Linked DNA regions of Homo sapiens: region 1 is linked to region 2. The links are chromatin contacts, found by Hi-C or POLR2A ChIA-PET in ENCODE. All regions are on one chromosome and are shown on one strand. The core of a region is the stretch at or near the end of the contact, and the rest is flanking DNA. Distances in the headings are between cores, read along the strand shown. Region 1 overlaps LOC107984219 (a long non-coding RNA gene). Region 2 overlaps LOC107984219 (a long non-coding RNA gene).

Region 1 (6,024 bases), core at 2,971-5,470, 37 kb after region 2:
ACTCCTGGGCTCAAGTGATTCTCCTGCTTTGGCCTCCCAAAGCACTGGGATTACAGGTGTGAGCTACAGTGCCCAACCCAATGTTTCACTTTAAATAGTCCACTGAAATATAAGAAACAATTCATTTCAACAAGGATATGATGGGTAGCTACTGTTTCAGTTGCTGTGCTAGGTTCAGAAATCAAAGATGAATAAACCTCAAAAGCTAAAAGGAGGATGTCAAATGTTCCCAGTATAAAAAAATGATAGGGACCAGGCGTGGTGGCTCACACCTGTAATCCCAGCACTTTGGGAGGCCGAGGCAGGTGGATCACCTGAGGTCAGGAGTTCGAGACCAGCAAGGCCAACATGGTGAAACCCTGTCTCTACTCAAAATACAAAAAATTAGCTGGATGTGGTGGCAGGCACCTGTAATCCCAGCTACTCGGGAGGCTGAGGCAGGAGAATCGCTTGAACCTGGGAGGCAGAGGTTGCAGTGAGCTGGATCGTGCCACTGCACTGAAGCCTGGGTGACAAGGGCAAAACTCTGTCTGAAAACAAAGATAGGCTAGGCACGTTGGCTCACACCTGTAATCCCACTTTGGGAGGCCAGCGAGGGAGGATGGCTTGAGCCCAGGAGTTTGAGACCAGCCTAGGCAATATAGGGAGACCCTGTCTCCACACACACACACATACACACACACACACACACACACACACACACACTCACACACATTAGCCAGCATGGTGGCATATGCCTGTAGTCCCAGCTACTCTGGGGGCTAAGGTGGGAGATGGCTTGAGCCCAGGAGGTCAAGGCTGCAGTGAGTCATGATCACATCACTGCAGTCCAGCCTGGGTGACAGAGCAAGACTCTGTCTGAAAAAAACAAAACAAAACCACTGAAGAAATGCTAAATGTTTCAGATGATGGATATGCTAATTACCCTTACTGGTTGCCATACGTTATATGTATGAAACGTCACTATGTATCCCATAAAAATGTATATCATTATTTTTCAATTTTAAAAATGATAAATAAGCCATGATCTTTGCACACAGGCCTTAGAGTTCAGTGAGGGGAACCAAGCTCCACACTGTGGATATGATGTCAGGGAGCATGGAGAGGGGATGCTGACGTGGGATGAGTGCTGGGCAGGTTTGGGAGGAGATAATGCTTGAACTGAGTCTTGCCAGGCAGACAGGGTGGAAGGGAAAAACGTCAAACTGACATAAAAGTGCAGAGACATGCAAGAGCCCAGAGTTTAAATAACTGCAAATAGTTCCTGAAGACAATTGGACTTCCACTTCTGGCCAAGGTGGAGTGACAGGGACTGGATTCAGCCTCCCATGTGAAAGGACAGAAAAAACAAACAAAATACGTAAAACAACAGATTTCAGACACTGCACACCAGGCAGCAGAGAACAATGATTCCTGAGAGAGGGAAAACAAATGAGGTGAGGCCTGTGATTACCTGAGCTCATTGCATGGAGAGAGCATTTAGAGAGGGGAAACGTGGGTGGAGCCTGGGGGCCCAGGCAGGCCATGGCATCTTGAGTTCACAGGGCAGAGTTCCAGAGGGGAGACTGCGGCACAGAGAGAGAGCTCCAGAGATCGGGGCCCTCAGGTTTTCAGCTGAGTACTAATCCACGCATGAGCGTGCAGAAACTACTCAAGACTCAAGAAAGAACCATGAGATCAGAGCAGAGGGAATAATCCTTGAATGAAAAACCTTGTAATTCACAGGGTATCAGGTAGAGTACTCTAAAGAGCATTTCCTCTGTGGTCTAGAATAAAGGCTGCTTTCATCTTGCCTAGCAAAGCTTAGGAGAAGCTTCAAAAAGATTAAACTGTTTCCAAACAATTTAACTGCTTCCCAGAATAAAGCTCAAGAAAATGTTTACAGGAATAGAAGACTAACACTTAAGGATGTGAAATTCACAGTGTCTAGCATCCAATAAAAAATTTCTAGGCTGCAAACAAAGAAAATACAATCAATAATGAGAAAAATCAATGTATAGAAACAACCCAGAAATGCATGCACATTAGTCAAAGAATTAATAGACAAAGTCATTAAAAACAGTTATTATAACTATATTCCATGTTTAAAGTCTACAGAAAAGACTGAGCAAATTGAACATCTAGATATGAAAAATGCAATATCTACAGTGAAAAATATGCTGGGACCAGGCATCATAACTGTAATCCCAGCAAATTGGGAGGCCAAGGCTGGAGAATCACTTGAGGCCAGGAGTTCAAGGCCAACCTGGGCAACATAGTGAGATGCCGTTTTCACAAAAAATACGAGGAACTAGCCAGGTGTGGTGTCACCCACCTGTAGTCCCAGCTAGTCAGACGCCTGAAGCAGGAGGATTGCTTGAGCTCAGAAGTTTGAGGCTGCAGTAAGCTATGAAAGTACCACTGCACCCTAGCCTGGACCACAGAGTGAGACCTTGTCTCTAAAAAAAAAAAAAAAAGGGAGAGAAAAATACACTGGATGGGATTGAGATTGACAGGAGTTTAGACAATGCAGAAGAAATGAGTAGTATAGTTGAATATGTAGCAATAAAAACTATCTAAAATGAAACAGTGAAAAAAGGTTGAAGGCAAAGCATCAGTGAGCTATGAAGCAACTTCAAGTTGCATACACTGTATCTGAGGCCAAAGTTGATTGATCCATGGCTGGACACCTTGAACATGGCTGGGCCAGTGAGTTTTAGGACCCAGAATCAAACTAGTCTCACTCTGGGTGACTAAAGCAGAAACATGGAGATCTTTGTGTTTTCCACCACATAGGCCGAGCAGCAGAAATCATCAATCTGCAACAAAGGGAGAAAGAAACAGACATTCAGAGGAAAGTTGATGTATAATTTGGAGAAATGGGCCCGGCGTGGCAGTGCACACTGGTAATCCCAGCACCTTGGGAGTTCGAGGTGGGCGGGTCGCTTGTGGTCAGGAGTTTGAGACCAGCCTGGCCAACACGGCAAAACCCCTTTTCTACTAAAAATACAAAAATTAGCCAGGTGTGGGGGCGCCCTCCTGTAGTCCCAGCTACTCAGGAGGCTGAGGCATGAGAATTCCTTGAACCCAGGAGGTGGAGGTTGCAGTGAGCCAAGATCATGCCACTGCACTCCAGTCTGGATGACAGAGCAACTCTGTCTCAAAAAAAAAAAAAAAAAAAAAAAAAAGAGAAATAAATCATTGCAATTTCCAGGTCTTGGTTCGAGTTGTTTCTGAATCTAGCTCTATCCCTGTGCTATTTGGCTTCTCCTTAGAGCCCATGAAATAAGGGTTTTTTGTCACATAAAATGAAGAAGTCCTTAGCTTATATAAAGATGATGCCTTTGATTTTTGGACATGTTAAGATTGGAGTGTCTGGGATATCAGTGTGGAAATCTACACTAGGCAGATGAATGGACTTACCTAAAGCTCAAATTCCCATTTTTATTCTATTAATCTATGTTTACCTAAATCCATAGGAATGTATGAAATTGACAGTGGAGAACCTATAGAGGGAGACAAGATAAAGCCAAGGATGGAACCTGGAAAAAAACCACATTAAAGAGACAGGAAGAAGAGCTTCCAGGAAAGGAGTCTGAGCAGGAACATCTACCAAGCTAGGTTGAGAGCACAGCATTGAGGGAATCGAAGGAGGAGAGAATTTAAAGAAAAGGGAAATGGAGAACAGTGTCAGATTCTTAAAGGGCATGACCCTAAAACGTTCCTGACCCTTGACTGACAACCACCAACTTCCTGTATTTCTAACCTTACTTCCTTTTCTCTGCCCATATTTACCACACATACGTCCATATTTCCCTGTTTCTGATCTCAGCATGCTATCTTAACCATAGTGATTAGTCTCTTTTAGGGTAGTTAGATTTTGGCGATCTTAACCCTGCATTCTTCTACAATATCTCACCCAATTTAGACCCAATTAAAGACCCAATCAAAGCAGATCAACAGGGAAGGGCTGTGAGCCCTACTCCTCCAAAAGATAATTGCATGCCAATATGACTGCCAGAGTCAAGGAAGGAGCTGGAGGAGAACGTATGGTTTCAATGAGAGGAAATTGGCATCATCCACCTATTAAAGCTCTTTTAGGAGGCACATATGCATAGGGACAAAAGCTCATGAATGGCATCTATTTAGATTTGCAAAAAGCCTTTCACAAAGCTCCACACAAAAGACTGTTTTAAAAATTGAATCATCATGGTATGATGGAGACTGGTGCAATGCATGAGGAAGTTGCTTAGAGACAAGAAACAATGGTTCAGGAAAAGGCACTTCTTGGAGGAAGGAGTGTAAACATTGGCATTCCCCTATGAGTATCCTTGTTTACTATTTTTATGAATTATTGAAGGTGGGTAGGTACAGTGACATTAAGTTCTTCTGATCATGAAAATCCCCACTATATGAGAATAACCTAAAGTTAGTGTGAGGCTATGTGAATAGGCAGAAAATATTGCACACATCAGCAAAAAGAAGATACTGAATTTAGGGAAAAATCATCTAACTTATACTTAGAAGATCCATAGGCCAGGCGGGGTGGCTCACACCAGTAGTCCCAGCACTTTGGGAGGCTGAGGTGAGAGGATCGTTTAAGCCTAGGAGTTCAAGACCAGCCTGGGCAACATGGCAAAACCCCATCTCAGCAAAAATACAAAAATTAGCCGGGCATGGTAGAATGTGCCTGTTGCCTTAGCTACTTGGGAGGCTAAGGTGGGAAGATTGCCTGAGCCCTGGAAGGTCAAGGCTGCAGTGAACCAAAGTTGTACCACTGCACTTCAGCCTGGGCTACAGAGTGAGACCCTATCTTTATTTTTTTATTTTTTTATTTTTTTATTTTTTAGTATTTATTGATCATTCTTGGGTGTTTCTCGGAGAGGGGGATTTGGCAGGGTCATAGGACAATAGTGGAGGGAAGGTCAGCAGATAAACATGTGAACAAGGGTCTCTGGTTTTCCTAGGCAGAGGACCCTGCGGCCTTCCGCAGTGTTTGCGTCCCTGGGTACTTGAGATTAGGGAGTGGTGATGACTCTTAAGGAGCCTGCTGCCTTCAAGCATCTGTTTAACAAAGTACATCTTGCACCGCCCTTAATCCATTTAACCCTGAGTGGACACAGCACATGTTTCAGAGAGCACGAGGTTGGGGGTAAGGTTATAGATTAACAGTATCCCAAGGCAGAAGAATTTTTCTTAGTACAGAACAAAATGGAGTCTCCCATGTCTACTTCTTTCTACACAGACACAGTAACAATCTGATCTCTCTCTTTTCCCCACATTTCCCCCTTTTCTATTCGACAAAACCGCCATCATCATCATGGCCCGTTCTCAATGAGCTGTTGGGTACACCTCCCAGACAGGGTGGCGGCCGGGCAGAGGGGCTCCTCACTTCCCAGACGGAGCGGCCGGGCAGAGGCGCCCCCCACCTCGCAGACGGGGCAGTGGCCGGGCGGAGGCGCCCCCCACCTCCCTCCAGGACGGGGCGGCTGGCCGGGCGGGGGCTGCCCCCCACCTCCCTCCTGCCAGGCGGGGGCTGCCCCCCACCTCCCTCCCAAAATTGCACCACTGCACTTCAGCCTGGGCTACAGAGTGAGACCCTATCTTTAAAAAAAAAAAAAAAATGCCTTTGTTGAGAATCCACTGTGTGACCAGATACTATGTGACATGTTGAGAAGCATTATAATACTTAAGGCATTTCTCTTTGCTCTTGGGGAACTTAAATGGAACAAGAAAGTATTTTCTGTAGTAGTTCACACAATAGGGTGTGAGTTTTCTAAGTGTTAAACTAATAAGGCTGAAAAATATGAATGTACTCAACATATTTAGATACTTTTATAAAAGGCATTGTTATGATGGCTTTATTAAGGGAAGCTAGACTATTTGGGGCTAGATTCATGACATCTGGATATATTAGTCAGGACCACTTTTGTTCCAAATGACAAAAATTAAAACTAACTTAAAAGGTTGGGTGTGGTAGCTCACACCTGTAATCCCAGCACTTTGGGAAGCAGAGGCAAGAGTCTCACTTGAGACCAGGAGTTT
Region 2 (6,605 bases), core at 2,420-4,919:
CTAGAAAGAGAAACAGTCGTACTACAAGAGGTTTTTCTTTTTTTTTCTTTCTTTTTTTTTGTTTTTTTTTGAGACAGAGTGTTTTGTTTTGTTTTGTTCTGTTTTTGAGACAGTGTCGCGTTCTGTTGCTCAGGTTGGAGTGAACTGGTGCGATTTCGGCTCACTGCAACCTCCGCCTTCTGGGTTCAAGCGATTCTCGTGCTTCAGGCTCCCAAGTAGCTGGGATTACAGGCACTAGCCACCACACCCGGCTAGTAGAGACGGGGTTTCACTATGTTGGCCAGGCTGGTCTCAAACTCCTGGCCTCAAGTGACCTGCCTGCCTTGGCCTCTCAAAGTGCTAGGATTTCAGGCCAGAGTCACCACACCCAGCCACAAGAGGTTTCTCTTTACCTCTTAAATAATCAGCCTAAAAAAACAGATAAGTTATATTTTAAGGTAGTTTCTTGTGCTTTTCCTGTTTTTATTAGGTTTTTGACTACTTGGAAAAAGTTATCTCAATACAGAGCCAAGTTTATTTTTTTTCTCTCTGTCTCAACGGAGTTTTGATTTTGGATTTTTTTGGTTGGTTTTTTTTTTTTAATTTATTTTTATTTTTATTTTTTTTTTGAGACAGACTCTCGCTCTGTCACCCAGGCTGGAGTGCATGGCACGATCTCGGCTCACTGCAAGCTCCACCTCCCGGGTTCTCGCCATTCTCCTGCCTCAGCCTCCCAAGCTGGGACTACAGGCACCTGCCACCACGCCCGGCTAATTTTTTGTATTTTTGGTAGAGATGGGGTCTCACCATGTTAGCCAGGATGGTCTCGATCTCCTGACCTCGCAATCCGCCCGCCTTGGCCTCCCAAAGTGCTAGGATTACAGGTGTGAGCCACCATGCCTGGCCAATTTTTTTATTTTTTTGAGACAGAGTCTTGCTCTGTCGCCCAGGCTGGAGTTTAGTGGCACGATCTTGGCTCACTGCAGCCTCCACTTCCTGGGTTCAAGCAATTCTCCTGCCTCAGCCTCCCAAGTAGCAGAGATTACAGGCACGTACCACCCAGCTAATTTTTGTATTTTTAGTAGAGACAGGGTTTCACCATGTTGGCCAGGCTGGTCTCAAACTCCTGACTTCAGGTGATCCACCCACCTCAGCCTCCCAAAGTGCTGGGATTACAGGCGTGAGTCACCACACCTGGCCAGTTTTATTTATTTTTGAGGCAGGGTCGTCTTCTGTTGCCCAGGCTAAAGTGCAGCAGGGTGATCTCAGTTCATAGCAGCCTCAACTTCCCAGGCTCAAGCAATCCTCCACCTCAGCCTCCCAAGTAGCTGGGAACTACAGGTACATGTCACCACTCTCAGCTGAGTTTTGTATTTTTTGTAGAGATGAGGTTTTGCCATGTTGCAAAGGCTGGTCTCAAACTCCTGAGCTTAAGCGATCCGCCTACCTCGGCCTCCCAAAGTGCTGGGATTACAGGCATGACCCACCATGCCTGGCCTATGTTACTTCTTGTATTTGCTTTTGAAGTCTTTCATTTATCACTCTGATTAAATAAATGGCTATTATTTCTCAATGGCATGCAATTCTACTTTAATTAAATATTTTAAGCCTTTAACATCTTTGCCACTTTCCCAAAACCAAATTCTAATTTAAAAGTTTTTTTAACCTAAAATTGACTTTGGGATTGTCCTTTGGGCCTCTGGAAAACCTCTGTAATCTGTGTATGCTCTGAATTACAATTCTGTGATTCCCAAATAAAATGCCTAGAGATTCATCTCTATTTTCTTTTGACTTCAACATAGTAAAGGGCTAAGAGACAGATTGCCACCTAGAGCTTTTTTCCAAAATTATGTAGCCCTGGCTGCCTAATAGAAGAAAATTTAGTAATTGGCCTTCAAATTTAAAATGTGTAATCACCCAATCAATAATTCAGATATATTTTAATTGATAATTTGTTCTGCTGTTATCCTCTAAATTAAATATACACTCATTTTAGTTTCACTCAGGCACTAAGGAAATGACCCTAAAATTAATAAAAATCAGCAATAAATAATTTATTATTTGAGATCATTTAGACTACATGAAAAACATTTACTATTTGTCACATTTGGGCACACAATGTTTCTATATGAAACACAGCTAAGATATAAATAATATTTCTTGATTCAAAAATAAAAGTCCTTCCCTAATATCGGGAACAAGGCAAAAATTCATGCTTTTGCCACTCCTAGTCAACATTGCACTGGAAATTCTAGCAAGTATCAAACAGTAAGTACATCGGTGGAGGAAACTTTATGTAAATTTGTATAATCTGGTACAGTAGATAAAAACATCCAAACAAATTATAGTATTAAAATCCATAGGATTGGTATATTGAGGTGGGTGGGAGGATAAAAGGAGATAATATATATCAGCACATTCCTATCAAGGCACAGTTTCCCTTTTGCAATATGCCCTTGTTCTCATTTTAGAAAGAGATTACAAGGGGATTTCATGGAAAATAGTTTCAGGAGCAAAACCTGGCATATGGCATATCATAACAATAAACGATAAAGATGGTTCCTGCTCCCTCCAGGCTCTGTAATGCTCCCCGATTCACCGTCTCTTACAAGTTCCCTTAACCTACCCTCACCTTTGTGAATAGCCTATCTTTAAGTCTGTTCCCACTTAATTCATTTGAGTGGACTTCTCTCTGACAAGACCCTGACTAATACACTTGATTAACTGCTTTCCTAAACAGGAACAGTTTGGGAACACAACAGGTCTTTGATAAATGTTTGTTCAACTAAAATTAGAAGGATTCCAGGAACATCTCAGCAAAAAAGTAATAGCAAACATCCTAAGAGAAAGTGAAATGAAAAGAGGAGAACACTGTATCAGAAAGCAGCAAAGAAGGCTCAAGAGTTGCCCAGTTTCAAAACATTCAGTGAAGACATTTCAATAAGCATCAAGGTCATTGAACATTTTGTGGTGTTCGTTATGACATCTGCAAGTGACCTTCAGTACTCAATGCTCTAAGGTAATGCTCCTAAAAGATATTGCAACCTCCCAACAGTGAGATTTTTTAAAATAAAAATACAGGTTTGCCAGGAACTTCTTCCCTTGCCTCTACTCACTGATATCTCAAATCATTAGAATGGAAGAGGGAGAGGGACAGAACATCCTCTTACCTAGGCAGGTTCTTACATATGGTAATTTGCATAATCACTGGCACATGTAAAACCAGCCCCCTCTATCACAGGATGCCAGCTAATGCTTAAAAAATTCAGATTTGTGTCCTCAAATACAAGCTTCCATAACTTTAAAAAATTGTGAGAACTTTCCATTTTTATTCTAACTTTGATATTATTCATACCTTCTAAAAATACAACAAACAACATCATATGTCAATTACCATTCACTCAAAAGAATATATCTTATGGAAAGAGATGAGTTGTATCTTAATATGGCAACCTATCTAAGAAAAAAAGGATTTTTACTAATTCCTTAGATTTGCATAGCTATTGAAGAACTTTGATTACGAAAATTATTGAGGTTTTGGAAGAGAAAATAAGTCAGCATTCAGGGAACACTGATACTATAGCTGTTGATATTATCAAGACAGCATTTAGGGAGCTGTCATGGCAACCATAATTTAATCCTCCATGAGTGTCTTGGAACACCCAGGCACCCCCGGAAATGAGGAGGGTGATTCAGCGGGCGGCACACTCCTGTCCTTATGAGTCAGGAAAATACCAGTGCTCTCACTCACATTGCTGGAGGCACCATTCTATGAGATATAAAATGCAGCCACTATGTGATCTGTGACAGTTGCACAAGAGCAAAATGTTGGCTTCATTCAATATTCCTGCCAAGTCTATTTTGATTGATTTTGAGACAAATGTTCACTTCATGACTAATGCAGAGCCTTGATCTCTCATCTTTTTGTCTTTTAGGCAAATCACAGCATAGTCTTCACTTTGATCTTTGGGGTGTAAGGTCAGTGGGAAGGTTTAAAGCTTTGAACGTTTTTTTCACCACCTTACTGGTTTTGTTTGAAGGTTAGTGAGAGAAAAGGTTAAAATTAATGGCTAAAATGAGATAGTTTTAGCTTTCATTTCCTGGTATAACATCACAGATTCTAGAATTGTCAGGACTACCAAGTTTAAATCTAGATGTGCAGTAAAGCCTCTGTGCTTTGCATATTCTATAAAATCTGTGAAATCAAAGTGAACTGTTCTCTGACTCTGAAATATCTATTCACTATCCACGGTGTGCTAAGTCCAAAAGATTTATTTTAACAAAAGGAAGAGAAACAGGCAAATAACATGGCTACTTAGAAAAAGCACTAGAGCCAGGGTCACGCCTGTAATCCGTGCACTTTGGGAGGCCGAGGTGGGCAGATCACCTGAGATTGCGAGTTTGAGACCAGCCTGACCAATATGGAAAAACCCCGCCTCTACTAAAAAATACAAAATTAGCTGGGCATGGTAGCACATGCCTGTAATCCCAGCCACTTGAGAGGCTGAGGCAGGAGAATCGCTTGAACCTGGGAGGTGACGGTTGAGGTGAGCAGAGATCGTGCCATTGCACTCCAGCCTGGGCAACAAGAGCAAAACTCTGTCTCAAAAAGAAATAAAAGAAGAATAAAAGAAAAAAGAAAAGAAAAAGCCTAGAATAGCCGGGCACAGTGGCTAATGCCTGTAATCCTAGCACTTTGAGAGGCCAAGGCAGGTGAATCATTTGAGGACAGGAGTTCGAGACCAGCCTAGCCAACATGGTGAAACTCCATCTCTACTAAAAAAAAAATTGCCAGGTGTGTTGGCACCTGCCTGTAATCGCAGCTACTAGGGAGGCTGAGGGACGAGAATCACTTGAACCCAGGAGACAGAGGTTGCAGTGAGCCAGCATTGTGCCACTGCACTCTGCCCTAGGCAAAAAAGGAAGATCCTGTCTCAAAAAAAAAAAAACAGAAAAGTCCTTGCCATGTAGAACTTTCTGACCATTTTTTTCTGTTTGATTAACTTTCTATTTTGTGTGCGTGTGTGTGTGTAGAATAAGAGAGAATTTAACTAAATATATATGAAATCCTATTTCATATGGGGGAAAATATATGAAAGAAAGCAAAAGTTGTATAATAGTTAAAGAAATTGGGGGAAAAAGGTAAAACAAAAACCATCTCCCTTGGGTTTGACAGACAAATTGTGTTGGCTCTGCATCCGAGCATGTGGCTTCTCTAACACTACTTTTAATTATGTTTTTCAGCTCTTAACCAATGGAAAGTATCTACTAATACAGTTTCTAGCCAGGCACAATAGCTCATGCCTGTAATCCCAGCATTTTGGGAAGCCAAGGCAATGAGAGATCTCTTGAGGCCAGGAGTTCAAGATCAGCCTGGGCAACATAGTGAGACCCCATCTCTACACAAATAAAAATAAAAAATAGTTTCCCATAGCTTCACACAAATAAACCAAGTTGCTGCCTGCTTTCCCAGTCTTGTATGAATAAGATTCTTCAAAGTGTTGATATTGAATTTCCTTGTTGCAAATCCACATTATTTCTGTAAAGTTTCCCATGCCTTCACTTCAATGGTTAATTGAAAACAGGAGTAGATTCCCCTTTGTGATGTGCTTCTCTTAAATCACAAAGCTTCCGGAGCCCTCCTTCTTAGTGGCTAACAAATTTATTTATTCTCATATTAATCAGTCTGTTGAAACAAGATTGCATATTCTCTGTCAAACTGGTTCCACTTCATCTCGCTGACCTTCGTTCTCCTGTATGTTTGCAGTACCCCACTGGCTGATACAGAATGGGACTGCATTGCAAGTATGACTCAAAAGAGGCTTCAGTTTGATTAAAATCTGCTCTTTGATATTTACTTTTTAAACTTTTAGACATATGATGTTTTTAGTTTACACAAATTCACATTCTGTTGTCAGAAAACTTTATTTTACCCTATTTAAAATGGTAGTTATTTTCACGATAGGTATAAAATAAAAGAGGAGTTCTGAAAACAGTTTTTTTTTTTTTTTGAGATGAAGTTTGGCTCTTGTTGCTCAGGCTGGAGTGTAGTGGCATGATCTTGGCTCACTGCGACCTCCACCTCCCAGGTTCAAGTGATTCTTCTGCCTCAGCCTCCCGAGTAGCTGGGATTACAGGCATCTGCCACCATGCCTGGCTAATTTTTTGTATTTTTGTAGTAGAGACAAAGGTTTCACCATGTTGGCCAGGCTGGTCTCAAACTCCTGACCTCAAGTGATCCACACGCCTCGGCCTCCCAAAGTGCTGGAATTACAGGCATCAGCCAAAAACAGTTTCTATTAAAGATGATAAGGGGAACAATATGGAATTCCTTACTTGATTGCACTTAGTAATAACATTCTACCCACTGGATAGGGAGAAGAAGCAGTAGAAAGATTTCTTGAGGGGATTTCTTTATGGAACTCCCCAATTAGCATTCTAGCTCTGTCATTAGTTAGCAGCGCCATCTTGGACAAGTCTTATCTTGGATATTACCTGCTATGACCTCAGTTTCTCTTCTGTCAAATGAGAGGATTGGTTTGGCTGATTCTCAGATCCTATTCAGTCGTAATAGGCCTTGATTCTTTTTATGACCTTAAGATATTTGACAAAATAAGTCATTTTTG

Evidence for each region. Hi-C counts contacts between places; a loop is a spot of excess contacts on that map. ChIA-PET counts read pairs that join two places held with the same protein, here RNA polymerase II (POLR2A). Pooled maps may share reads with other maps.
Region 1: a pooled map shows a loop between it and region 2 (5-fold over the local background). The contact joins two enhancer-like sites. A Hi-C loop is called at or near these places in 2 of 168 maps with a recorded cell type or tissue (IMR-90 and K562), 3 of 37 single-sample maps with no recorded cell type and 4 of 50 pooled maps. POLR2A ChIA-PET finds 5 or more read pairs at or near these places in 7 of 52 experiments (HCT116, K562, OCI-LY7 and 4 more).

What each region holds. Positions count from the first base shown.
Region 1 is chr10:31,973,836-31,979,859 of GRCh38, forward strand. The region is part of intron 2 of LOC107984219 (a long non-coding RNA gene); the gene reads left to right. Among named protein-coding and RNA genes, the nearest start is that of ARHGAP12, 48 kb to the left of the region's middle. Within about 2 kb of position 4,221, at least 4 of the 41 ENCODE cell types and tissues checked have a DNase peak (open chromatin) inside an H3K27ac peak, as active enhancers do; they include endothelial cell of umbilical vein, where a contact is called at or near this core.
Region 2 is chr10:31,937,307-31,943,911 of GRCh38, forward strand. All of the region lies in intron 2 of LOC107984219 (a long non-coding RNA gene), which reads left to right. Among named protein-coding and RNA genes, the nearest start is that of ARHGAP12, 12 kb to the left of the region's middle. RefSeq lists an enhancer at 3,157-4,356. Within about 2 kb of position 3,670, at least 10 of the 41 ENCODE cell types and tissues checked have a DNase peak (open chromatin) inside an H3K27ac peak, as active enhancers do; they include endothelial cell of umbilical vein, where a contact is called at or near this core.